Linked DNA regions of Mus musculus: regions 2, 3, 4 and 5 are each linked to region 1. The links are chromatin loops, found by intact Hi-C in ENCODE. Cell type or tissue: left cerebral cortex. All regions are shown on one strand. Region 1 overlaps Dkk3 (dickkopf WNT signaling pathway inhibitor 3). Region 2 overlaps Mical2 (microtubule associated monooxygenase, calponin and LIM domain containing 2). Region 3 has its middle 13 kb from the start of Dkk3. Region 4 has its middle 7.1 kb from the start of Gm39071. Region 5 overlaps Mical2 (microtubule associated monooxygenase, calponin and LIM domain containing 2).

Region 1 (5,000 bases):
TCAACACTAGGAAAAACCAAACCCAGTGCTCGTCTTACCACCCTACCCCAGTAGGAGGCTGTGGGGCTGGTGAGGTCATTGAAGACCCTGCTTTGGGGGGTAGGAGGGTGGAAAGCACTCTAAGGCCCAGCAAACAAACTGTGACTGTGAGATTGGGAGCAGGTTTCCCCAACAGCTACTGGAGAACCCACATACCTCTTTGGAAGGCACAACACAGGCCAGGCTGGCAATCCCTCTGGTTGTCACAGATGGTCCCATTGCCACCTTTGGTGGCCTTTTGGGTGCAGTGACCCCAGGCACACAGCTGGTCTCCACAGCACTCACTGTCTCGGGTGCATAGCTGCAGCGAAATGAGACAAACACAAGCCCCAAGATTTAGCCTAGAAGCCTGGACGGCCTAGCAGGGTGTTCCAGCCTGCTCAGATCAATCAAAGGTAACTTCCCCCTTCCCCCCTATCTCAAGGAGAAGAGGCAGACCCAAGGTAGAAACCAGGAGCCAGCATGGAAGTGTGGCTGTTGGTACAGGATGGGTCAAGCTCTGGGAAAATGGCACCTGAGAAGGTGGATGTCTAACAGTGCCTGTGTGTCTTTGGCGCCTCCATCCCACAACTGTACCTTTCACCCTTTTAACTAACCCCTGTCAGAAGGGAAGGTGCCTCAGGCCACAGGCAGAGGCAGCAGGAGTCTAACAGGCTGCCCAGTCAAGGCAGAGCCAGGAAGACCCAGGCTAGGGACAGCAAGCTGGAAGCAGGAGCCCAGAGAGCAACTAGGGGTCTCCAGGACTGTGCCCTGTGATGTGGGAGTGGCCTGGCGGGGGATGGGGGAGGGACTACAGCAGCTATCTCTCCAAGAGGGACAGAGCAAGATCACAGGACCCTTTATTTCTTGAACTTATTGTGCTTTTTTTACTGTCAAAGAAAATGTCAAGAGTTCATGGGCTTTGTCCAAATGGCCCGATGAGTTTCCGTTGCTTGAGTGCCGCAGTGGGGGAATGCTCCAGCCTCTTCCTGCCTCCTCCTTCTGCACATTTATTAATGAGACTGGAAGGGAGCCCGGGAGGAGCCCAGGAGGATAGAGGTGGCCCTTTCCCTTGCCTGGGGACAGTATGTGTGCACTGCTGTGTGTGCTGCTGTCCCAGGGGAAGGGACCAGTGCGGGGCCTCCTGTTTTCTCCTCTTTCCCATTGCTACCCATGAGCCACACAATTGTGATCAGAGATCCTGGAGTGAAGTGGCTGCAGGCCTGCTGGAATGGCATCTTGATTACTCCAGGAATCAGTCCCTCTGGGACTTCTCCCCATCACTGAGAGGCTCTTCTTGCAAGCAGCCTAGCTGAGAACCCCTGGGACTTCTAATCTTCTCTCCCTGGTACAACAATGGAGTCTGCTGGCATCTTTACCATCTGCTGGTCCCGGCATGGCTGGCAGGTGTACTTGAAGCTGGAGAACTGGCAGTACCTGGTGGGCCCACAGTCTTCATCAATGATACATTCCTGGAGGGCGGAGAGACAGGGACAACTTTGTCAGTAAAACAAAGAGGGGTAGATCTGCATTGCCCTGGAAGGGCAGAATCCGGGTTAATCTGGGTCTTAAGTGAAGCGCCGGCCCTGAAGTGTCCACCAGCCCTAGCCACCCCAGAAGCCAGCCTGGCCAGCACTTTTATCTATCCTTCCATGCCGTCCACGTGGAGGGGGGGTCTACTTCTCAGTACCCCCCAGGATCTGTGAGCCTTCCACATCCACCACACAATGGCCATCTGTGTTCAGTGTCCCCCCACACCCAGGGCAGGGAGGATGGGGACTCAAAGTTGTTCCTACATAGAACAGATGGTTTTAAGAAAAGGTGCTAATGAGTTCCAGGCCCTGTGTGACTGCCCAGGAAGGGCTGGAGGCCAGGCCCAGCAGTCTCTGCTGCCTAGGAAGATACCAGAGACCCTTGGCACTGTCCCTGGAAGCCACAGAGGGCCCTCCACGGGCTCCTGGGTTCTAAGGAGCCGCCAAGAGGCAAGGTGAGCTTTAAAGTGAAAGCTGGAAGTTTGGAATCCCACTCTCCCAGTCCCGGGACTCCTCATGGCTGCCAGTTCCACTCAGCTAAGAACATTTGTCCATCTGTGAGTCAGACCCATGGTCAGGCTCAGCCCCAGGAAAAGGGAGTAGGAGACGAAGCACAGGCAAGGACGCCATTCATCACCTCTTCTCCGGGACAGAAACTTCTCAGCAAGAGGCAGCTTGGGGGTCACTTCTACGTTGCCAACTGGAAAATGGCGGCACAGAAAAGTCACGTCACCCCCCAAGAGGTATGGCTAAAGCAGAGTAGACGGATTCTTTCCTACCACAGCCCTTGAGTGGAGGGGCTCAGGGCTCCCAAATACTATAATCAGAGATGAGGAGGGCTCTTGGAGGCTTGGTGTCCTGGAACCCAGGCAAACATTCTAGAAGGGTCTCTGTGAAGAACAGGATGTGCCTCATCCCCACCTATGAGCATCTTCCATCCTGAGAGCCAGTGTGGAGCCATGCATGCTAAAGCATGGTGTGTCAGGCATGAACCTCGGTACCTGGGGCTGGTCCTCAGCTCCACTCTGTTTGAGTTGAGGCAACTAAACCAGTGTGTATGGGGGTGGGGGGCAGTGCGGGGGACAGGGACCAGACCCAGAGCTTGCACAGGCTGGGTCCCAGCAAACAAGCCCTGGGTTGCTTACTATTATCAAGTGTTGTTACTGAGAAGTAGCTGGTGTCCTTGACCCAGGTCACACTGAGTGTCCCTTGGTCAATCTTGTAGGTCTGAGGAGATGGGTATTTGGCTCAGAGTAGCTGCAGCCCTAAGCTGAGGGCCCACCAAGGGGAGCTTGGGCTGTGCTCTGCTCACCAAGCAAGGCTCTTTAGCCAAGAAGAAAGATGGAGTCACCTAAAACACCACCCCCTCCCCCCATCCCTTTCTAAGGGTGATAGAGTCATCCTGAGTCAGAATGCCTGTTTGACACAGACACCCCTAAAGCAATCTAATGTCACTCTCCCACACATGACCCCAGAGTCCCGTCCATCTAGCTCAGAAGATGCAGGTTCCTTCCCCTCACCCCCAGGGGGTTGGCCTCTGTAGGGAGCAACAGTGCAGCCCAGGTTTCACCCAGTCTAGCAGGCAGATCCCTTTGTCCTTCTGTTCCCCTAACTTTCCCAGCTCAGCGGTCCAGAAGTGTTAGGTGAGCTACAATCTGCTGTACACCAGGAAGAAAGCAGAGGATCTCACATCAAGGGGCTGAACCTGTATCTGCCGGATCCAAGATCCCATAGTGACAAGAAAGGTCCTGAGGATGCGAGTTGACCCTGTATCCCCCAGGGGTGAAGGGGATTTCATCCAGCATGCCCATCTCCAATGTGCCCACCCCCACACATCTGCACAAGTATATAGACTCCACACATGCCCAAGTCGCCTATATAAAAGGACACAGAATTTGCACCTAACCCACACATATCCTACTACATAATCATCTTTGGATTTAGTACCCCGTGCATCACGAACACCACGCTCATCATGGCTATGTTGTCTGTAATGACAAAGGGAGAAGTGTATGTTTGGTACAGATGCTATTTAAAACAGGCTGGCTGTGCTGTGGTCCTGGATCCTGGGGTGCTAAGGCTGTCTTCCCTGGCTCCCCAACACACCCTCCTGTACACAGGTGGCTTGGGAAGTGCGACAGGACACTTCTGATATTTCTTCCAAAACCTAACAGAAAGGGAACAGAGTGGGAGAGGTGACATTTGTGAAGGAGGAAGAAGCAGCAGGCACAGGGACAGAAATGACTATGGGGTAGGGGTGGGGGTGGCTCGCTCTGCCTTTAAGAAATCTGTCTTCAACCATGGGAGGGAACAAAGAAAAAGAAGACAGTCCAATCCAGAGATTCCCTCTACAGCAAGGGCAGGTCCCGCATGAGGGGGAGGCTGGAGTCTCTAACCTGAGTAGAGCAAGGGCTGACATGGCTGAGAAGCAAGGGCTGACACGGCTAGGAAGTGCAGGAAGGCTAGGAAGGAACTCTCTGAGTTCCATCATCTCTTTCCTGTGCTCAGGGACTGTATCTACATCCAAGCTCACCCTACAGTATCCAAGGAACCCAACTGTGCCCAGGCCACCAGAGTGGCTGAGACCTGAGGTCAGAGGTCAGGATGCTGGAAGGCTCTGCTGCTTCCTGTCTACGGCCATGAAGCCTAGGTGCTTTGATTTCTGAGGGCTGAGGGCCTCACTGGCTTCCTATCTTAGATTCTAGAACTGAAGGCAGACTGCTGCTCAAAACGGAGCCAGAACTGAAGACCAAGGTCGGAGTCAGGAGCCCTGGCTCAATCAAGCTGCCCAGCAAAGACATGAGATGCTAACCTAAACCCCTGCCCCACAGAGGTCTGCAGAGCCGCCTGTCTCATCATTGCACAGGGCTCTACCACAGCAAGGTGAGTGCCCACAGATCAGCACGGGCTTCCTCTAATCCCCTCAACATAGTTAAGGTTCCTGTGAGCAGAAGGTCTCAGAAAAAAAACAAAAAACAAAACAATAAAACAAACAAAGAAACAAAAGCCACATACCCGTGAAGAAAGTTGTACAGGATAAAATTCTCTGACCAGACTATAAGTGATTGTGGGGAGTCAGAATGTTGCAGGTCTTAAATAATTGTGGGGAGTCGAATGTTACAGGTACAGAGCCAGATTGTTCTGGGCTATTTTTCACCCCATAGCTATCTGTTGGTTCCCACTTCTATATTTGACCCATTTCTGTTGACTGTTAGCTAAATTTTCTTGTAATGTACAAATTGACCCTTAGCCTCTATTAACCCACATTGTCATCAGATATCAGCCAAGGCCTATAGCAGATATTTCCCCAATTTGAAGCAACTCCCCTATCTGTTGTACCTTCCAGTGTATTCCTAGATACATTGCCTTGGTTTATGATTAGTTTCATTTTCCTGCTACTAGAAAAAAAAAGTGACCTTCATGAAACCATTACCACATTAGAACAAGAAA
Region 2 (5,000 bases), 210 kb after region 1:
GACAGAAATTGGCTCATTTTGTGGGGGGACAGTCTCTTCACTGGTTAACTTTAGAGGCAAGCATAAATGGCTCCTTGGTCTTGGGCTAAGCCACACCTCTCCTGAATAACTAACCTGCCCCAGGAAGTAGCTTTGTTACAAAAGGACAATTTTCTTGAGTCCTGTCTTTGTCTAAGCATAGTTTCCAGGTCCCTTCTGGAGTCCTGACTTCCTCTAAGCCCCAGTGTTAGGGAGGGCTCTGTCCATGTGGCCTGGGCATTGCTGTCCTGGAGTGGGCAAGGAGCTCTCTGTTTCTGGGAGGACTGTACTAGACAACCTAGCTGGGTGTAGGCTGGCAATGATGGCCCAGAGCCCTGAGTTTGAGCCAAAAGCAAGGCCTGTGGGATTCACACATCGTCCCAGAGCAGGGGACTACAGGACTTGTCCATCCCCGTGCTTTCAGAGCCAGGGATCCAGTTTCCCAGCTGGGCCAGGCTTGCAGGAACCTCGCCAGCCGCATCTCTGTTCCTCACACCGCGTCTCCTCCCTGTTTCTCCTGTGCTCCCTCTGCATGCCTGGGTCTTACTTGTCTTTTCTTTCCTGTCTCCTGGGGCCGCCTCTGTGGACCTGCCTCTCTCCTCCCAGGACTGCCGCCGGGTCTCAGGCATAGGTAAGCCTGTCCTGTGCTCTGCCTCTCGCCCTCCTGGCACCTCTTGCTGCCCCAAGCTGGAGGAGTCCACTCCCAGGCTTCCACCTCCTCTGAAAAGGCAGGTAGGGCTCTTTCCAGTGGATACTATTTTGGTAAAACCAGAGGGAGGGGACTTTGAGCCAAGGGGTGGGATCAACTGCTCCTTCTAGCCCCCAAATATGGCTGAATGTAAAAATCCCCCCTGGATAAGATGGCTGCCCTTAAGGATAAGAACAACCACATAGGTCCACCTGAAGTATATGCCACTGGTCCCTCAGACCATCACAGGTGTTACCCAGCCATCCATACTCACTCTTGATGCTGTTGCTTCGGAGGGAAAGTAAGCAAGTCCATGTGGCACTATGGGGAATCCCATGTCATGGCTTAGTATAGAGAGCTAGTGAAGAAGCTGGTCTCCAAGTTACTGAAAAAGTAATAGTGGAGTTGAATCAGGGAGGCCTCATGGGTACATCCACTGAAGAGCTGAGGCTGAGGCATGGTGAAAGCCTTTCCGGATGTCTGAGCAGCCAGAGCCTACGTGAAGAAACTGTGGCTTATCCCATCTCTGGCTTTGGAATCTGGTCGGAGTCAGGATGAGGACCCACGCATCCCAGGGTCACCTGGTCAGCACTGGGTCTGGTGTGTTGCTCTCATAGCAGAGGAGGACAGCAGTCAGTGAGGACTAATGCAGCAATGATGTCTCTGTGTGCTTGCCAGTCCTCTGAGGGTGAGAAATGCTCATGCATACTTAGATCAATCACAGTCTCTACAGGGATGGGCCAGGCCTTCCTTAGCATCCTAGACAGTCTCAGAATACAGATACTCATGGGAACTGAAGTTATAGAGGTTTGTCTGGGGTAAGGGCTCTTAGGCCCAGGACTGAGTACTGCTGATCAGGGTGCTGGAGATACCAACACAAGTGTAGAAGTTCCTCCTCCACTCAGGCTACTCTGTGACCTTTCTCAAGGTGGCACCTGCTGCCATGCCCTCTGTCTCTGTCTCATGTGGTTCCTCATGGAGGTGGGGTCTATACAGGGAAAGAAGCTGACTTCCCCCTCTCTCTCAGTTCTCCTCCACGGTGGCAACAGGACAGGTGCTCAGAGAACTCAACCAAGTACCGGCTAGTGGCGAGTGCCCCAGCAGACCCTGGAGAGCCAGGGCCAAGTCAGACCTGCAACTGGGTGGGGTTGAAAATCTCGCTACCCTGCCTCGCACCTGCCAAGGGGCACTGGCCCTGTCCGGGGTGCTGCGGCGCCTACAGCAAGTAGAAGAAAAGGTGCTTCAGGTGACCGTCCTCTCTGCCTGCCTGTGTCCATGTCCCATCCCACCTGCTCCTCAGCCGGGTCCCTCCCTTCTGTGTGTGAGGAGACAAACCTGGCTCACTCCTTCCCCTCTCCCTTGGTGGCAACCGTCATGGCCACTGTCTCTATCCTTCTCCTTTCTCACCTTGACTGCAGAAGAGGGCCCAGAACTTGGCTAACAGGGAATTTCACACAAAGAACATTAAAGAGAAGGCAGCTCACCTGGCCTCCATGTTTGGACACGGGGATTTACCACAGGTAAACCAGGGGCTTTCGGAGTCTTCGGGAACCAGGGCTGAGTGTCTAGCCGACCTGGACCAGCCCTAGAAGCTTTTCTGTAGTATAAGAAGAAATTCACTCTTTAAGCCATTGATAAATTTGAGCTTGTGCCTTAGAGACCCAAATGCACAGGTTTTAGAAGGTAGACACATTATGACAAAGGAAAATGGAGACAGAAAAATAAACTCAAGTCAAAAGCATGCCCCATTGAGATCTTAGTAGGTCTGACTGTGGTGACACATGCCTTTAATCCCAGCACTCAGGAGGCAGAGGCAGGTGAATCCCTGTGAGCTTGTGGCCAGCCTGGTCTTTACAGTGAGGTCCAGGTCAGCCAGAGCTACATAGTGAAACCTTGAGTCTAAACAAAGTAACGTTAAATCAAAGGGAACAACCTTAGTCAAGGGTATCTAGTCTTTTGACTTTGGGATGTGACACTGTCATGCATGGATATGCTTGGTCATGTTTGTAGTTATCCTGGGATGCATGTGGCTTGTGGATACATGCGTGCTTAGCTAATTTCTAAGTAGACTGTGAGCCTCCTGAGAGTCACTGCAAGCAGGGACTGCTGGTCAATTGCAAGGCTCTGGGTGCCTTAAAGGTGAAAGCGAGCCAAATTCTTGTGCCCTTACACCCCACCCCTCCCAGTCAGGGAGGCACCGATTGGTGAGCCAAAGCTATGCCTCAACCTCAGCTCTCAAAACAGCAATACTAAGCTGATGCCAGAAAGCTTGCCTTAGCCTGAGAAGTACAGCTTCCTCCAGACCACCTACTTACTCAGAGACTGGTAGAAAAAGAAGGTGTTTGCATAGCAGGAACTGAAAGAGTAGTAGTGAAGCCCTGGAGGTGGGAGTGGGAGTATACTTGCGAAATCCTCCTTCTTCTTCAGCAAGCTGTCTCTAGGACACATCTCTGCTAGCTTCACCCAGCCTCCTCTTGTGTCTCCAGCTGTCGCTGGAGTCATGCACAGAGGGATGCTCTGCACTGAGTTCATTGCCAGGGCTCTAGCAGCCTCCTGGAGGCCAGCGAATATGTGCCTACAGCTGCAGAAGCCCCAGCTATGGCAGTCTGCCCCGGCTGGCGCGGGCTTCTCCCCTCCTAAGCCTGCAGCTGCTCCCTCATACCAAACTCTATGAGGGCTTCTCATAAGCATTGCAGTCTGGGGCAGCTCTAGGCAGGAGCAGAATGGGTCTCCTCGGGGGTTCTTCAGGGAGCTGAAACTAAAGCACAGTATAGTCCAGCCAGGAGCTACATAATCCCACTTGGCTCCAAAGACACACTTCTGTGTCATCCTGAGACACGGGCCTCAGTGTCTGCTCCTCCATGGGTATGTCTAAAGTGCGACTGCTACGCCTGCCGCAGCTATAATCCTATCTTTATTCTGTCTCCGTTCCGTTCAGGATAAGCTCCTATCTAAACGCGTGCCTCACGCTCATCCTCCATCTCCTCCCTCTTGCCTTCCGTCTCCTCATCCAGCTGCTGCTTCCTCTCCACCCGCTGCCGACTCTGTTTCTCCTGCCAGAAAGGTAGTGGCACTGAATCATCGCCTCCCCCCACCCCTGCATGTTCTGAGTTGTTCTCGGGCTCCATCTGGCCGGCACAGCCAAACATCTGGAGCCAGGCTTGGCTGGGATGGGAGTTTGTTAGATATTGTACAAAAGCCCTAGATCCCATTTGGGTTTTGTGTTAGCGCATACATGTAGCAGAACAGCTCCAGCCTGCACTGTGAGCGTCTCTCTCACACATAAAACATTCATCATGGACCCAGATGCCTGGCCCTGCCCAGGCACTGAGAAATTAAAGAGAAGCTTTGGACCCATTGCTATCATCTGAACAGAGACACCACCCCCATCATAATAATAATCACACGTTTAATATGTGGAGCTGCTGATATGTGGCGTGCCTGACCTAAGCAAATGACAATTTGACCCAGTGAGCTTAATACGGTACTATTCATGAACTGTGTTAGATGTAGGTTATAGAAACAGAAGGAAGCCCGGGAAGAGTTGGGAGGCAATGATAGGAGACCTGTGTGGAAGGTTCCACGGGAACAGTTTTCTAGACAGAGGTGTGGGGCTAGGGTGTGTTAGGAAGTGGTCAGTGTATGTAAAGGTGAGCAGACATGGCTGACAGGGCAGAAATGAGAGGGCAGAATGTCTGATATCACCAGCTTTGGGGTGTGACACTGTGGTGTGGTCACCGCAGTGTGTGAGGACGTGCAGAGGGTCTCACACGGCCCTGACAGCATGTTCTTGAGTTTCATCCTCTGACTAGGCTACAGCGAGCTCCTGAAAGATCCACCCTATATTCTTGAAGGATGATTTGGGTAGCAGTACAGAAGCTAGCTAGCTCAGAGGGAGCGAGGTAGGGAGCCAGCCCTGACTCAGTGGAGAGTCAACTGTTCTATGAACAAGAGTTAGCTTGGATCGAGGGCACATGTTTAACCTCCAGGATGAGCCAAACTGTTCCGCTGAGCTCACAGTCTGCTGTTGGCCTGTCTCCTGCAGAGGTCAGCATACAGGGCTGAACGCTCCCTGTCTGAAGGTCCCTGACTCCCAGTTTGCTTCTGTGTTCCTGAGCTGGTGTACCTCCAGCTTCGTGCTGTTCTCTTAGCAAAAAAAAAAAAAAAAAAAACCCTCCAAGTTGTCCCTCATTTTGTTATGTTCCCATTGGCACCCTGAGCATCTGTAGGGAGATATTCGTAAAAAGAATCTCCAAAGAAAGATGAAATCTTATTACGTGGCCCCCTCCAGGTT
Region 3 (5,000 bases), 50 kb after region 1:
TGGGCTGAGCATGCTTGTGAGGTGTATTCGGGCACGTGGATCTGGAGGTTAAAGGACCAACTTCAGTTCACTTCTCTGGAGCAATCCACCTTGATGTTTGAGATAAAGTCTCTCATTGGCCTGGAACTTAATGATTAGACTGAACTGGCTGACTATGGAGCCTCAGGGACCCACCACCTCCTCCTCCCCAGTGCTTGGATTACAAGTGTGCACTACCAGACTTGGTTGTGGTTTTGTTTTTGTTTTTGTTTTGTTTTTGTTTTGTTTGTTTGTTTTTTACATGGGTGCCAGGGATCAAGCCCTTCACCCACTGAGCCACTTCCCTATTCCCCAACACTGCAACTCAATTATAAAAGCGTGGTCCAAAGCAATACTACTTCCTCATCTCCCAGGTGAGCTGGCAGTTTTCTCCACTTCTCTGAGCTCTGTTGGCCTCCTCTACAAAAGGAGGGCAGGAACTCAATCTCCCTCCCGGGTCTGTTGTAAGAAATAGCTCCTCAAAGCACCCAGCAAAGTGCCTGGCTCATAGGAAGCCCTGGGGAGCACTGACTATGGTTAGACAGCCATCAGCAACATCATTACCAGGCCTGGCTGGCAGAGCTTTAAGCCTTTTATCACACACGGACATGGGCAGGAACAGAGCCCCTTTGTGTGGGCCCAGCCAAGCTCTGGGAAGGCCGGCAAGGGAGTGTCCACAGTAAATGTGCTAGGACCACAAAGAGCTTCGGAGAGTCCAGCGGACTGCCCTTTTTGTTTACGCAGGCAAGCCTTTTATCTCCCTCCCAGCATAGAGCTGCCAGGAGAGCCGGGTCAGAAGTTCACCTAATAAACAACGTTTGCATGCAGAACATGCCCCCATCCAGTCCCGGGTGCTGATGCTGGGGTTCTCAGTTTAAGGCTGTTACTCTTGAACCAGGCACAGTGATGCATGCCCAAGAAACTCCATCACTTAGACTCACACACAAAACAACAAATGTGTTGAAGGTTTCCCAGCCTGTGGAGCTACCAGAAGGTTCCACAGCCCATAGGATGTACAGACTAATATTGCTGCAAACTCAGGTTAGGAAGCCCGTCATCTGAGATTAGTGGTCTGGTACCTCATAGGGGGTCAGATTCATACTGAGCCATACACTAAAGCCCTGGGCCCAGCATTGGCCACAGACAACACAACCATGATTCCTTAGAAGTACTCTGGTGGCAAGCAGTCCTTCCTCTGAATCCAGGCCCAGAGACCAGGAGAAAAACCTGCAACCAGAGCATCTCAAGAAGGCTCCTAGAAGTTCTCAAGAAACGGTCTTGGCACAGTGACCTTTGATCCCAGCACATAGGAGGCAGAGGCATGGAGAGCTCCGAGAGTTTGAGGCCAGTTTGATCTACTCAGAAGGCTCAAGGCCAGCTAGCGCTACATAATGAGACTGTGTCTTGAAGGGGGGAAGAAAAGTAGTAATGGAATTTTGTGTGGTTCCTCTACGTCACTGCTGAGCACCCACTCAGTCATTGCAGCATTCACTATAGCCAGCTTAGTAGCTAGTAGCCGACTTAAAAGCCAAGACCGACTTAAAAGCCAAGAGAATGTAGTATACAAATATACAGAGTTATTCAGGCATAAGAAACAAATAAAGCAACTATTTTCAGGAAAATGGATGGAGCTAAACATTATCTCAGTATGTGAAATAAGCCAGATGCTCAAAGTCAAATCCCCATCTTCTCTCCCATAGGTGGTGTGTTTATTAGCCAGGGCTCCATAGAGGAACAGGGCCAATAGAATGAAAAGTGTTATGAAAAGACCTTCACAAGACTGGTTTACAAAGGCTGGGTCATCCAACAATGGCTGGCTGCATGTTGGAGGTGCCGAGAACCCAATCTGGTTGTTCAGTCCACCAGCTGCCGGCTCCAGCAAACCCAGTCTGGCTTGGAGGATTCTTCAGGAACTGTTGGTCTTCAGCCCATGTTGGAAGGCCAGAGAAGCTGGAGTCTGATGGCCATGCAAGATGTAGCAGGACCAGCAGTCAACAGAGGACAGACACTGTCACCAGGAGGGAAGCAGCTTAGACTTCTTTTATTTTATTTTATTTTATTTTTGAAACAAAATTTCACTATGTAGCCGGCCTGCAACTAGCTATGTAGCTGGCCTGCAACTAGCTATGTAGCCCGAGCAGGTCTGGAACTCCTGCTTTCCAAGTGCTAGGAGCAAAAGTGTGTTCCACCACACCCAGCCTTCCAGCAGTTTCTTAACTACAGACAAACAAAATCTCTGGAAGTTGAAATGGGACAAGGGATGTGTGGTGGTTTGAATAGTTTTGGCCCCCATAGATTCACAAATTTGAATGCTTGGCCCACAGGGAATGGCACTACTAAGAGGTGTGGCCTTGTTGGAGGGGGTGTGGCCTTGTTGGAGTGGGTGTGTCTTTGTGGGGGTGGGCTTTGAGGTCTCCTACACTTAAGCGCCATCCAGTGTGAAATTGGTCTCCTGGCTGCCTGCAGATCAAGTTGTAGAACTCTTGGCCCCTCCAGCACCATGTCTGCCTGCGCACTGCCATGCTTCCTGCTATAATGATAATGGACTAAACCTCTGAAACTGTAAGCCAGCCCCAATCAAATGCTGACCTTTATACAGGTTCTCTTGGTCTCTTCACAGCAATGAAAATTCTAAGGCAGGGTGCCTCCCCTGGTAGAGGTGGGATTCCAATGCTTTCCAAAGGGAGGGCAGCCTGGGTCAGATACACAGAGAGACATTGTTTCAAAACAAACAAAACAAACCAAGCTGAAATGGAGCGAAACAAAAGACACTATAAGCAAGCAACTTAAAAATAAGGAGTGGGCAGGACACAGAGGTTTGCTTCTTTCAGTGACCGCATTCCAAAGCTCCCCAAACGCTTGCTTACTTCTTTTTCTTTGGTGTCTTCTTTCCTCTGCCTGGTCTCCCTCTCATTCTGGTTTGAGAGGCCCTGGGTGTGCTCACTCAGCACCCAGGCTCCACGTGTGTCTCCATGTGTGTCACCTCCCGGTCTGGGTGCTTTCAGACATCCTGAACACCATCTGGTTAGTCTCCTGAGTGCTGGCATTTAGCAGGAACTGGCTCACAGCATTGCCCAAGAACCATGGAATAAATGAATAAATTTGGTTCTGGGCTCCATCACTTCATGTCAGAACTCAAGCAAAACAACCCAGCCTGTCTCAGCCATGTGTCCCTCCTGCCCACACTGTTCTCGACTTTGCAGTCACAGAGCAAGAGTCTTAGACGCTCTGCTAAGGGGTGACTTAGGTGGAGGTAGTGAAAGTGAGACATCCTCCACCCTTTCACCAACCAGGTGATGTCAGAGCACCAAGTTCCAAGTTGAACAATGAATATGGTAGATGGTCTTAGCCAGAATCCCTGGATGTTTCTTGTTTGTCTAGTTGATTGACTGGTTGGTTGAGGCAGGGGCTCACTATGCAGTCCAGGTGGTTTCAAAGAGAACCACCACCTTTTCTCCACCCCTGCATAGGCTCACCACCACCCTACTGCCCCTGATAGGCTCATGGTTTGTGCTCTTTATCCCCAGCTAGTGGTGCTGTTTTGAAAGGTTGTGGACCACATAGGAAGTGGTGCATTGCTGGAGGAAGTGGGTCACTGTGGGTAAATGTGTATGTATAAGACAGAGGTCAACTTCAGGTATCTTCCTTGCCGACCCTCATTATTATTATTATTATTATTATTATTATTTATTAGACAGCATCTCTTACTGAGATAAACACTGATTGGTTAGACTGTCTGACTAGTGAACTCTGAGGACCACCCTCACACCCTTGCAATCCCCAGACTGGGCTAAAGACTTACCCTGCTTCACTTTTTTTTTTTTTTGTAATTTACTATTTATTTTATGTGTATGAATGTTTTGCCTACTTGTGTGTATGTATTTATATCTACCACTTGTGCGCCTGGTTCCTGAGGAGAACAGAGAGGGCAATGGAGCCGGTGGAACTAGAGTAACGATGGTTGTAAGCCATCATGTAGACACAGGGAATGGAAACCAAGCCAGAGCTCGTATCTCTCTAGCCCTTCTTGCTCATCTTTTTATGTGGGTACTGGGAATACAAACTCAAGTCCTTGTGTCTTCACACGTGTGCACACACACACATGCTGCCACACGTGCACACTCTTATGCTGGACCACGTGTACACACACATGCTGAACCACATGCATGCATGCATCACAAGTGTTTAATCAACTGAACTATCTCTCAAGCTCCTCGCTGTCCCTTTGAGCTTGCTGGGATTCCGAATTCCTTCCTGTCCTTCAAGCCGGAAGTCCCACTCTCAAAGACCTCAGATTGGTGTGTGGCTAGAGTCTCCTTGGAAGGTTAAGGTACAGTCCAGTGAAATGTAGCTCAGATAGATTCCAGAGTTCACAAGCCTGAAACCATAAGGTGATCAATGCGTTGTTGGGAGAATGGAACATAAGAGGAGACAGGGTGTTAACCTCTCACTGGCTCCTGCTTTACAATAGGCAAAGTGGTCACTGGGGGCTTTAAATCATCTTCCAGGTCAAAATCATGGAGCAGAAACAAGCATTAGACAATCTAATTCCAAGAGAGGAACATCGGTGGCTGGGTTTTGTTTGCTTTGTCTTCCTCAAGAAAGAGCAGTAAGAAACCATTTAGGCTCTCCAGTCTTCCCTCTGGAATCGTGGTTTTATTAGAAACTCACTTCTTTACATCTGTTCTTATAGAGGGCTGTGTGCCAACTTGTGTACATGGCACATGCATGAAAGTGTAGGTATGTGTGCCCAGGCATACACACACATTGGAGGTTGTGTGTTGACCTTGGATGCCTGTCTCGATCCTTCTTCATCTCTTTTTTTGGGACAGGGCCTCTCACTAAACCTGGAGTTTGCTATTTCAGCTAGACTCACCACTGTAGCAGAGAACCCGAGTTTGTTCCTGTGACCCACGTTGGACAGATTATAACCACCTGTAACGCCAGCTCCAGGAGACCCAAAGCCCTCTTCTGACTGTCTG
Region 4 (5,000 bases), 58 kb after region 1:
CTGGGTTTTCCGTAGTAGCCCAGACTGCCTTCAAATTCACTATATAACTGTGGACAACCTTGAACTTCTAATAATCTTGTCTTCAGGTCCTGAGTGCTGGGATCATAGGTGTGTGCCACCACTGTGCTGTGTCCCCAGCCCCTTCTTCATAGTGTCTAATGTTTTCCATGAATTCTACCTTAAACACAACTCTAGATTATTGCATAGAATTGTTATGGGAGTACCAAATGCTATTATTTAGTGTGTGTGTGTGTGTGTGTGTGTGTGTGTGTGTGTGTGTGTGTGTGTGCTGTGATGTAATGTGTGTAGTTGTCTGTGTCACTGCATTGTGTGTGTGGAAGGGGTATCCATGTGCATGCCCAGGGAAGTCAGGGGTTGATGTTTGTCTTGTTTTAAGACAGGGTTTTGTGTTAAACCTGGACCTCACTAGCTAGGCTAGTCTAATTGATGAATATGCTTTAAGGACCCATCTGTCTCTGTTTCCTCTCCCCAGTGTCAGGGTTACAGACCACAGAGCTCACTTTTTATATGGGTTCTAGGGATCTAAACTCAGTCCTGACACTTGCAGGGCAAGCACCTCGCCAACTGAACCATTGCCCCAGCTCAGTGCATAGTATTTTCTCGTTTGAAACAGAGTCATGGGGCTGGAGAGATGGCTCAGCAGTTAAGAGCACTGACTGTTCTTCCAGAGGTTCTAATTTCAATTCCCAGCAACTGCAGGGTGGCTCACAACAATCTATAATGGGATCTGATGCCCTCTTCTGGCATGCAGGTGTACATGTAGAAAGAGCGCTCATATACAAAATAAATCTTTTTAAAGGAAAAAAGAGAGTCATACAAGATAGCCCAGGTATTGAACTCCCAGTCCTCTGACCTCAGCCTCCCGTGTGCTGGAACTACACAGGTGCCAGCTGCTGTACTTGGCTTAAGTTTTATCTTTATAGACATAGTGTGTGCTCTAAAGTGAGTCTACTTCTGTCTCTGTGCTTTGGCTGTCTCTGTCCTCTCCTGTTCTCAGGAGTCCTGAGGGTCTTGAGTATAAAGATGCTGAAAGGGGTAAGGTGGACGGAACAGGTCAGGAGCTTCAGATGCCACTCTCCACGAGCAGAATAGTCTGAGGACACTCTGGACACAGAGAAAATAAAAAAACAGAAGAAACAAAAACCAAAACCCTCTGAGTTGTAATAGCTGCGTTTGCAGACTTGGACTTTAAAATGAAGCCATCACAGAGTAGCATACAACCCCCTTGAGTCTCCCCTTAACTCAGGCCTGGCCTGAGCTTCTCAAGCCACGTTCCAGAGTGGCTGCAGCAGGGATCCCTTTAGCCCATGGCTGTAGCCAAAAGCAGTGGTTATGTTTTAAAACTCACCCTGCTGCTACATATTTTACTTCTTTGTAAGCTTTAGATATTTAAAAATAAAATCCTAAAGATAAGTGAGATGTGTGTGTGTGTGTGTGTTTGGCGGGGGGGGGGGGTTCCATGCCTGTGATCTACGCATTTTCGAGGCCTAGAAGATTGTGAGTTCGAGGCCAGCCTGGTCTATGTGATAAAATCTCATCTCAAACCAACCAACCAGCCAGCATCCCTTAGTAAGGAACCACATTGATTGATCTGTGGAGGTCATCATCGTCCTTCCCCTGCCCTCGTGCTTACACCCGTGAACACCCACAGGGTGTTTGTGCGATGCGGGTGCTCTTCTCCAAAGTATTAGGCATACCTCTGGGTACAGAATTCATTTGGAGCAGGACTTGGCCTTGGGTCTAAAACCTGCTCAACATTTAAGTGTGCACCCAGAGGAGCATTTGTTGCAGCAGAATTCCGAAATCTGAGCAACCTTTGGCAGCTGAAGGCTGAGAGGGAAAAACAAACAAACAAACCCAACAACCCATCCAGAGCCTTTTCCCAAAGCTGAAATGTTTACGTTGGATGCAAATATGGCCTGAGGTTTCAGGAAGAGGGTGGGGATGGTTAAGGGTGGAGGGCCGTGGGAACAGCGCCACCTTGTGGTCTCATCATTACTTTCCAGAGCAGCTATAGCTGCAGTGCCAGCTGCCACCAGACTGGGGCGGACATTTTGGACTTAGGACTTTGATTCGGAGACTGGGAGACATCTGCACTAGAACCTAGCTCCGACAGGCCCAGCTGCCTGACTCAAAAGACTTCATTAAAGACTACTCTGGCACAGCTACATAGTTGTTGAAGAAGAGGCGGGGGGGGGGGGCGGGGGAGAAGGGCGTGTGGCTGGCACTCATGAGACCATTTGGATCTGGAGGGACTGGCAGAGAGCCTGGAAGACCACGCCCAAGCTGGGAAGCTGGGGAACCAGGCGGTCTGCATTGGGAAGGCAGAAGGCAGATGGGTTGGCCACTCCTTCCCTTAGCTCTGTCTTGGTGTGTCTATTGGTCTCTCCCGTTGCTGCCCCCCATCACCCCAACACAGGGTACCAGGAAGGTAAAATAAGATGGCAGTTTCCTAGAACATCGGAAGTCCCAGAGGCACCCGGAGCTCTTCCCTTCCTCACCTTCTCAGTGGGACTCTCAAGCACAACACATCTCTGTCTGAGACAAAGATGACTGCCACCACAGGCAGGGAACACGAAAGTCATCTGTGCTTTTTTCCTCTAACAGCTACATCAAAATAAGTATACGAAGCAAATAAAAATTAATTTGGATACTATATTTTGTTTCATCCAACAGATCTGATGTCTTGGCATTTTAACATGTTAAGAAAATAGAATTCAGAGCTAGGCATTGTGGTACACAGCTGTAATTCCAGTGCTTGAGAGACTGAGACAACAGGATTGTGAACTAGAGTATCCTGGACTAAAACAGAGAGACCATCTGACAAACAAAGATAAACAAAAGAGTAATGTTATCTTTAGCTCCACTTCCCACCCTGGTTCTAAGGCTTTGGGATTCTGTATGTATTTTACTAGATTGGAAACACACAGATGCACACACACACACACCAGCAGCAGTTAGCACAAGAAAGGACATAGGATTCTTTGGTAGTTGGTAGAAGAGACCAACATGACCTGGCAAAGTCACATGGAGGCATTCACACTGGGCCATGGTGGCTGTGTGAGATTTAGAAAATGAAGTGACGAGTGTTTGGCCTGAGGAAGATGGATTATCCATCCCTGTTCTACTGGATCATGTCTGTCTCCCCTCCAATCTCCCCCCATCAGTACACACACACACACACACACACACACACACACACACTCTCATGTATGCACACACAGGTGTGGAGGTCAGAGCGCAGCTTCAGATGTCTCTCCTCAGGCATTGCTCGCCTTGATTTTTGAGACAGATTGCTCACTGACCTAGAACTCACTGAGTAGCCTAGTCTGGCTGGCCAGTGAGCCTGAGATCTGCCTGTCTCCGCAGCAGTGCTGTGATTCCAAGCACACACCACCACACATGGCTCTTAAAAATGATTGTTATTTTAAACAAACAAACAAACAAACAAACAAACAAACCAGGGGTTCTGGAGCCCCAGTCGGACCCTCCCGCTATCAAGCCAGCATTAATGACTGAGATGCTCTCTGGAGTTTTAAAGGATTGACAAAGATCAATAGCAGAAACTTCTCTGGATGCTGTAGAAAAATGTTTCAGGCTGACCCAGTGACCCCATCCCATAAGCCTCTGTGACCCAGTCCCACAGTAAACCTTCCACTGGGGCCCTTCGCTCACCAGTCTCTTCTGAGAACCTCAGAGCCACAGGTGAAGGTGCCCACCTAGCGAGTGGATGTGTTCCCTCATCCACACAGCCTGGTCACAGACAGTCCCCAAACCACAATCCACATCACATGTTCTACTGGGTGTTTGTTTGTTTGTTTGTTTGTTTTGCTTGCTTGCTTGCTTTCTTTCTTTCTTTCTTTCTTTCTTTTTTTTTTTTTTTTTTTTTTTTTTTTTTTTTTGTCTTGACTACCCTGAAACTCACTCTGTAGACCAGGCTGGCCTTGAACTCAGAGATCCACCTACCTCTGCCTCCCAAGGGCTGGGATTAAAAACATGCGCCACCACCACCCAGATTTCCAGTTCTTTTTTATGATTACATTTATGTACTTAGTTTGAGTTGGGGGTACAGGTCACAGCTTGTATGTGGGAGTTGGTTCTCTCCTTATCTCGTGGGTGCTGGGTTTGAAGCTACATGTCAGGCTTAGCAGGAAATGCTTCTACCCATGAGCCATCTCTCTCTAGCCATCTTCAGGTTTTTAGGGCTCAGAATAATTAAGTCAGAGTTGATAGAGCCGACAATTCTACACTTCTCCAGTGGGGAAACTGAGTCCCACTGAGGGAAAGAATGTTGCCAGGTCATGAAGCAAGATTCTCATCTGAGGCAAATGAGAAGGCTCAAAGGGTAAAATAGCACGCCTCACAAGCAGGACAATCCCCGAAACACACAGTAGAAGGAGAGAAACAACTCCCTAAAGTTGCCCTCTAACTTGTACATACATTCCATGGCAAGTACACACACACACACACACACACACACACTATATCCACAGCATACACATAATCACCACTACCACCACCATTATCATCATCACCACCATCATCTCTTCTCTTGGGTCTCCCCCTTCCTGTATCCACTGTAGCCTTAGGCATCTACTAGATGGTCTGGATAAAAGCAGCCATACTCTTATTTATTCATTAATAAATAACAATGGCAAATTCTTTATTAATAATTTATCTCTGGGGTAGGTCGAACAGGTGGGGGCTGACTGACACCTCTCCATGTGGTCTCCACAAGGTCTCCACTGTTTGGGCACTCTTAGTGCCTCACCCCTCCATGCTCTCACCCAGGGTTTGTTCTCAAGGAGGACACTTCAGCACACGCCACAGTGGTCACACTGCTAATTCTTAGGACCATATGAGAAGCACACCCTCTGCCTGCTCCAGCAATCCCAGCAGACCCACAAACATATCTTGTTTCTCCATGTAAACATAGCCTGGAAGTTTATGTAACAGGAGTGATCAGGATCCCTAAAGCC
Region 5 (5,000 bases), 120 kb after region 1:
TTAAATGCCGGCAGCCTTGCTCGGGGGATCATTTCAGGTTTGCACACCATGGCCATAGCATCCTCCAGGTCACCACCATGCAGGGTTACCAGAGAGCCCTCTGGTGTAGTACTATAGAGCATCCGTTAGGGGACCTCACACATTAGCCGGCTTGCTTTGAGAACATGGGTTCCAAATGCCCCGTTGGCTCCGTCCTCTTCCTGCCTATGACAAGGTACCTACTGGCAGCCAGAGGAGATCTGACTCTTGCAGCTCTCCCCCCTGCTTTGACATCGCATGTCCCCAGTTTCCCACAGGGCTCCAGGACAACTTTTAGGTCTGGGCTGCCTGTCAGATACAAAGGCCACTAGGCTACTAGGCATCTCCTCTGAGGATGTGTGTGCAGCACTCTAGGCTAGAGGTTTTCTGGCCTGGAGGACTTGAACTCATTAAAAAGAGTTTAGACATCCTTTAAAAGCAAAATGGGACTGGAGATAAAGATCAATGTTAAAGTGTTTCCCTAGCATGCACACGGCCACAACACTGAAAAACTGAAAACAATAACCAACAATAAGAAAAACACATAAAACTAAACCAAGCCCTGTGTGGTCTGAGTGCCCCATGTCACCTCAGGGTAGGTTCATGTGTCTGCCTTCTTAGCTGCTCACCCACTTCTTGGTCTGGAGGTTGGAATCCCATCTCTGAGACTCATGAGTCACTTGCTTCCTCAGTCTAGGTCCTGGAGCCTTTTCTCCCGAGCTGTTAGCAAGGTCTGTTTTCCTCAAAGCTCACACACCAACTTCCCCTTCGCTGGTCCACAAGTTTCACAGGAAATGGTTGCTTTTCCTCCACACATCCTGTGTCCTGGTCACTAGCTGGCTCTGCCGTTGCTGTGGGAACTAGGGAATTGGGCCAGTCCTGTTACCATGGAAGCTGCCTCCCTAATGCAAGTTCATCTTGTATAAGGCTAAAGTGGCCATAGCAGTGTGTGGAGTCAGCTGTCAGTTACCTAAGGGAATGGTAATTTCAGCTTGCAAATGCATGGAGAACATTGTCTGGAGGCAGCTCGAAACTGCTTACCACTTTGATTGGTACATGAGTCAAGGACCAGAAAATGCCTTTGAGGGGCTTCCAGAGTTTGAACTTGAGAATTTGGTGAGTGTATTTCCTCCCCCTCCCCCTCCCAAAGTGTCAGGTAATCCAAGAGTATGATTGGCTAATTAGTGTTGATAAGGCTATGTGGAAAGAGTGTGACTTATAAATCTGAGTCAGGCCTCTGTTGACTCCTGCTCACCTGGGCCTCAGCTGCTCAGGTGCACAGCAGCTGCTCCAGCCTTCTGACCTCGAGGAGGCAGACAGGAAGATCATTCTGTCCTCTAGAGTCTAGCCCAGGCCCCACACAGCATCTTCAAGACATCGCATCCTCCATCCACCTGACTCTCCCTGGAAGAGCAGAAGTAACAACGGGAAAGCAGGTTTTGGTGGCTCACACTTGTAATTTCAGCTCTGGGAGGGGTGGGAGCAGGGTAGGGGGAGGCTGTGGTAGGAGGATCCCTGGGAGATCAAGTCTAGCTTGTGCTACAGAGTGAGTTCCAGCCCAGCCTGGGCTATAGTGTGAGGTCCTGTCTGAAACAGAAAAAGTCACTGGAGGCTCTGCCGGTCCTTGTGATGTGGGTTGGCTGAGAGCTGGTGTTCAGCAAGCTGAGACTTCAGTTTTGGTTTCTGATGTCACCTCCACCTCCTTCCTTGTGGTTCCTCTGTTAGGCTCCCTGTCGGAAGGAGTCAGCACTCAGAACCCTTGGTTTGCCAGAAAGAACCAGACACTTAACTTTTCCAGACCCGTGGTGCTTTGCAAACTGTCTGGTGGGCCCTATCCAGGAACCTTTGAAGACACAGGTCCACAGCTGCCTATGCAGAGAAGCAAGCTTCAGCTAGGCTGGGAGGAGAGATGCAGGGTGTGGGAGAGGCCAGGCCAGGCCAGGCCGGGCCAGGGAGAGGCCGATGAGAAGGTGGCTTGTTTACATTGGGAAGTGAATTGTGAAACATTTATGGAGTACCTACTGTGTGCCTGTTCCTTGTGCTATGAGGACATTGGCATCCACCAGGCTTGGCAGCTCTTCCCAGAAGGTCTATGGTGCCAGAAAAACAAGAAACACGTGTGTATAAACAAGAGCGGTGGCAGCAGGGGATTTAAGAAACCTCAGCTCAGTCACCAGGAAGTTCATGACTATCCAGATGACAGGGGGGAAGACCTTGGTACGAGGAATGTTTTCTATGGGCTGGGAAGACCTGGAAAGTTTCCTAGGAGAGGAGAAGGCGGCAGTAGTGTTTGATGTGGATCTTGAGGGGTAGGCGGAGTGCAGATGGCAAGTGGGAGGAAGCAGAGAGCATCTCTCCCTCCCTCTGTGCATGCTGGAGGACAGGGAGAGCTGGTGGGAATAAGCAGAGCCTCTGAGTGGGTGAGTGACTTTGGACATATGGGAAGGGTCTTCTATTTAAGACAGGGCAGGATACCCAGAGACCTCCTAGGACAGACAAGCCAGACATAGTTTAGTTTCCATCTATTCCAACTTAGGCATTGGGAAGCAGGAGGGCAGAGGCTCGCTAGGCACACTTTACCATTGAACCTCCAAGATTTGATGTTTTCGTTTTGCTTGGTTTTAGACAAGTTGCATGTGTTTAAGCTGGCCTTGAACTTTGCTATATAGCCAAGGATAACCTTAAGCTCCTGATCTTCCCTGCCTCTGCCTTCTGAGTGCTAGGATTACAGTCACATACCTGACTTTATACATTTGCTCAGGGCAAACCCCGGGCTCCAAGCGAGGTAGACGGGCATTTCTTCTACCAACTGAGCTCCATGCCCAGCCTTCTCAGGACATTCTAAGGTCTGTTCAGTCATTCTATGGGTATTTACAAGATGGCTCTATTCTTCTAAAACAAGCCAGCCAATTCTGGGTTTACAACAAGGGGGAAAAAAAGTAGCAGGACATAACAGGACCCCATCTCTCAGCCCAGGAGCTTGTATCCAAGGAAAGAGAAACAATGAAAGGTCAGTATGAAAGGATGAGGAGACTAGCAGATGCCCCTTCACATACTGGGGTCTGGCTCGAGGCAGTTTGGACCTATGAGTGTTCATGAGCAGAAAGGTGCCAAGAAGTTAGATGTTGTGTGCACACCTGTAATACCAGCACCTGGGAGGCTGAGGTAGTGTTGTTGTGTGTCCAAAGACCATGTGAGCTACACAGTGAATTTTAGGTTAGCCTGGGTTACAAACTGTCTCAAAACAAACAAATAAAAAAAAACTAATAACAACTCTTAATAAAGTACATGAGCCATGCATGAATGTTCAACTCAAGAGGCCGAGGCAGGTGGATTACAGCAACTTAAAGACCAGTCTGGGCTATATCTAAATTTCATTTGTCCAAAGACTTAAGGTGAAAAGAAGTGAACTGGATGTCCCTACTCATCCCAGGAGGCCTTGGGACATCGTCTCAGGTTGGTCACACCGCAATGAATCATCTCTCAGCCCTTGGGGAGGAGGGCAGAGCACCTGCACACCTTAATGTAGTCTTGCTTTTTGCTTCCCGCCCTTTGCTCTCTGGCCCTGTCATTCTCAGACCAAGTACACACTGAAAGCTTGGCCTCGGCTGATCATTGGCCACCCCTATTTCCCCTTTGTGGTCTGAGGGCAGGGCTGGAACCAGACATTTAGGGTCCAGTAGGAGTAGAGACAGTAGGGCCTAGAGAGAGTTTTGGGGAACCTTGAAGTTGGAGGAGGAGGGGGAAGGAAGGGGCCCAGGCTTCACTGAGGAGGAGGAGGGACCATCTGAGTGTGAGGCTCAAAGGATGCTGGGGACTGAAGCAGAAACAATGGGGATGATTCCTTCTTGGGGAGAAACAGGTAATTATGCTGTTAGCTATAATGTGGCTAAGCCAGCCCTTAAAATGGATGTCATGGCCCAGGGACCCTTAGCAGGAAAGCTAAGCTCAATGGAAGGGTCCTGAAGAAGTGCTTGCAGTAAGAAAAGCCCCCTCCACCCCTTACTGGGAAGACTCCAAGCCTCTGGTTTTGCTTGAGCCAGCACCCCTTTCTTCTCCCTGGCAGTCTTGAACGCTGGGGCTTAGAGGCTCCTTGCATGCACGCAGCAACCTTTTAGATTCTCAGCTTGGGCTTGAATCCAGAGCTGGCAGGTCAGCAGAGCAGCACAGACTGGAAGCTCAAACACTCCTGCTGTGGAGTTGAGTTTTCATCTTGGCCACGGGAGGAGAAGCCGCTGGGTTTTGAAGTGCATGTGCCTGTGAGTGCACTCCATAATTTACTAAAGAAGCAGGTGATGAAGGGCCTCCGGGCTCTAGGTGACAGAGGTCCCAGTAGAATTGTTCCCAGTGGAGAGGCTCAGATCCCTCCCACCCACCGGCAGGGTAGACACTGCTACTCCCCAGCTTCCACACTGGCCTGCCTCATTAGCATTCACAGTGCTGCTACCTATAGTGCCCCTGTTTTAGCTTTGGCTCTGCAACACTTCCCCTCTCCATCCTCCTCCTCCCAGGCTTGGCTCCAGCACTGCCTACTTCAGAAAGGCTCTTTCCATTTCTTTCCACCCCTTCTCCATCTGCCTCCATGGGGGAGCCAGCAGTCCCTGGTTCAGAACTTAGCCAGCTCTGGAGTAGAACACTCTTTCCCAGCGTTATGTTTTGAGCATCCGCCATATCCCAGGCAGCCGGGCAGAGGCTGGGACTCTAGTGGAGTGTGCCTGACCAGGGCTCATGCTCTCCTCCATCTAAGGTATGTGACGTTATATAGATGCTTTGGTTTTCTTGGTCTCTATGTCCTCATGTGAAGAGAGCATATGGTGCCTGCTCACATGTTGGGAGCATTGGACGGAATGATTTGTGAACAGTGCTCCGTGCCCAGTTCCAGCCTCACTGGAAAGGGCTGACATATGGCAGCTTTTATCTTAGCATGTTAGTTGTTATGGTTTGCATATGAGATATCTCCCACAGGGCTGAAGTTTGAGCTC

Evidence for each region. A loop is a pair of places that touch in the nucleus more often than their neighbours do. Peaks named below come from ENCODE experiments on the same cell type or tissue, not always from the same donor. Only the 100,000 strongest peaks of a DNase experiment are listed, where the experiment ranks them.
Region 2: a loop joins it to region 1, with 12 times the contacts of the local background. A loop is called at or near these places in 2 of 42 quality-filtered maps.
Region 3: a loop joins it to region 1, with 4 times the contacts of the local background. A loop is called at or near these places in 10 of 42 quality-filtered maps.
Region 4: it touches region 1 in a loop (6-fold over the local background); 10 of 42 quality-filtered maps call a loop at or near these places.
Region 5: a loop joins it to region 1, with 3.0 times the contacts of the local background. A loop is called at or near these places in 2 of 42 quality-filtered maps.

What each region holds. Positions count from the first base shown.
Region 1 is chr7:112,120,193-112,125,192 of GRCm38, forward strand. It overlaps Dkk3 (dickkopf WNT signaling pathway inhibitor 3), which reads right to left. Exons shown (of 8, transcript NM_015814.3): 5 at 1,398-1,490; 6 at 196-340. Among named protein-coding and RNA genes, the nearest start is that of Dkk3, 36 kb to the right of the region's middle. In left cerebral cortex, CTCF peaks have their summits at 31 and 2,821; DNase peaks (open chromatin) are centred at 1,887, 2,059 and 3,623; H3K27ac peaks cover 4,419 bases.
Region 2 is chr7:112,333,205-112,338,204 of GRCm38, forward strand. Mical2 (microtubule associated monooxygenase, calponin and LIM domain containing 2) reads left to right here. Exons shown (of 26, transcript NM_001193305.1): 18 at 625-750; 19 at 1,734-1,952; 20 at 2,125-2,226; 21 at 3,645-3,770. Among named protein-coding and RNA genes, the nearest start is that of Micalcl, 39 kb to the right of the region's middle. In left cerebral cortex, no CTCF peak of the experiment used is centred here; DNase peaks (open chromatin) are centred at 414, 3,116 and 3,761; H3K27ac peaks cover 3,570 bases.
Region 3 is chr7:112,169,784-112,174,783 of GRCm38, forward strand. No RefSeq gene overlaps it. Among named protein-coding and RNA genes, the nearest start is that of Dkk3, 13 kb to the left of the region's middle. In left cerebral cortex, no CTCF peak of the experiment used is centred here; DNase peaks (open chromatin) are centred at 670 and 3,092; H3K27ac peaks cover 860 bases.
Region 4 is chr7:112,178,308-112,183,307 of GRCm38, forward strand. No RefSeq gene overlaps it. Among named protein-coding and RNA genes, the nearest start is that of Gm39071, 7.1 kb to the right of the region's middle. In left cerebral cortex, CTCF peaks have their summits at 780 (motif pointing left) and 2,011 (motif pointing left); a DNase peak (open chromatin) is centred at 2,051; H3K27ac peaks cover 1,008 bases.
Region 5 is chr7:112,237,243-112,242,242 of GRCm38, forward strand. The region is part of intron 2 of Mical2 (microtubule associated monooxygenase, calponin and LIM domain containing 2); the gene reads left to right. Among named protein-coding and RNA genes, the nearest start is that of Mical2, 14 kb to the left of the region's middle. In left cerebral cortex, a CTCF peak has its summit at 105 (motif pointing left); DNase peaks (open chromatin) are centred at 887, 1,705, 2,318 and 4,551; H3K4me3 peaks cover 273 bases; H3K27ac peaks cover 4,882 bases.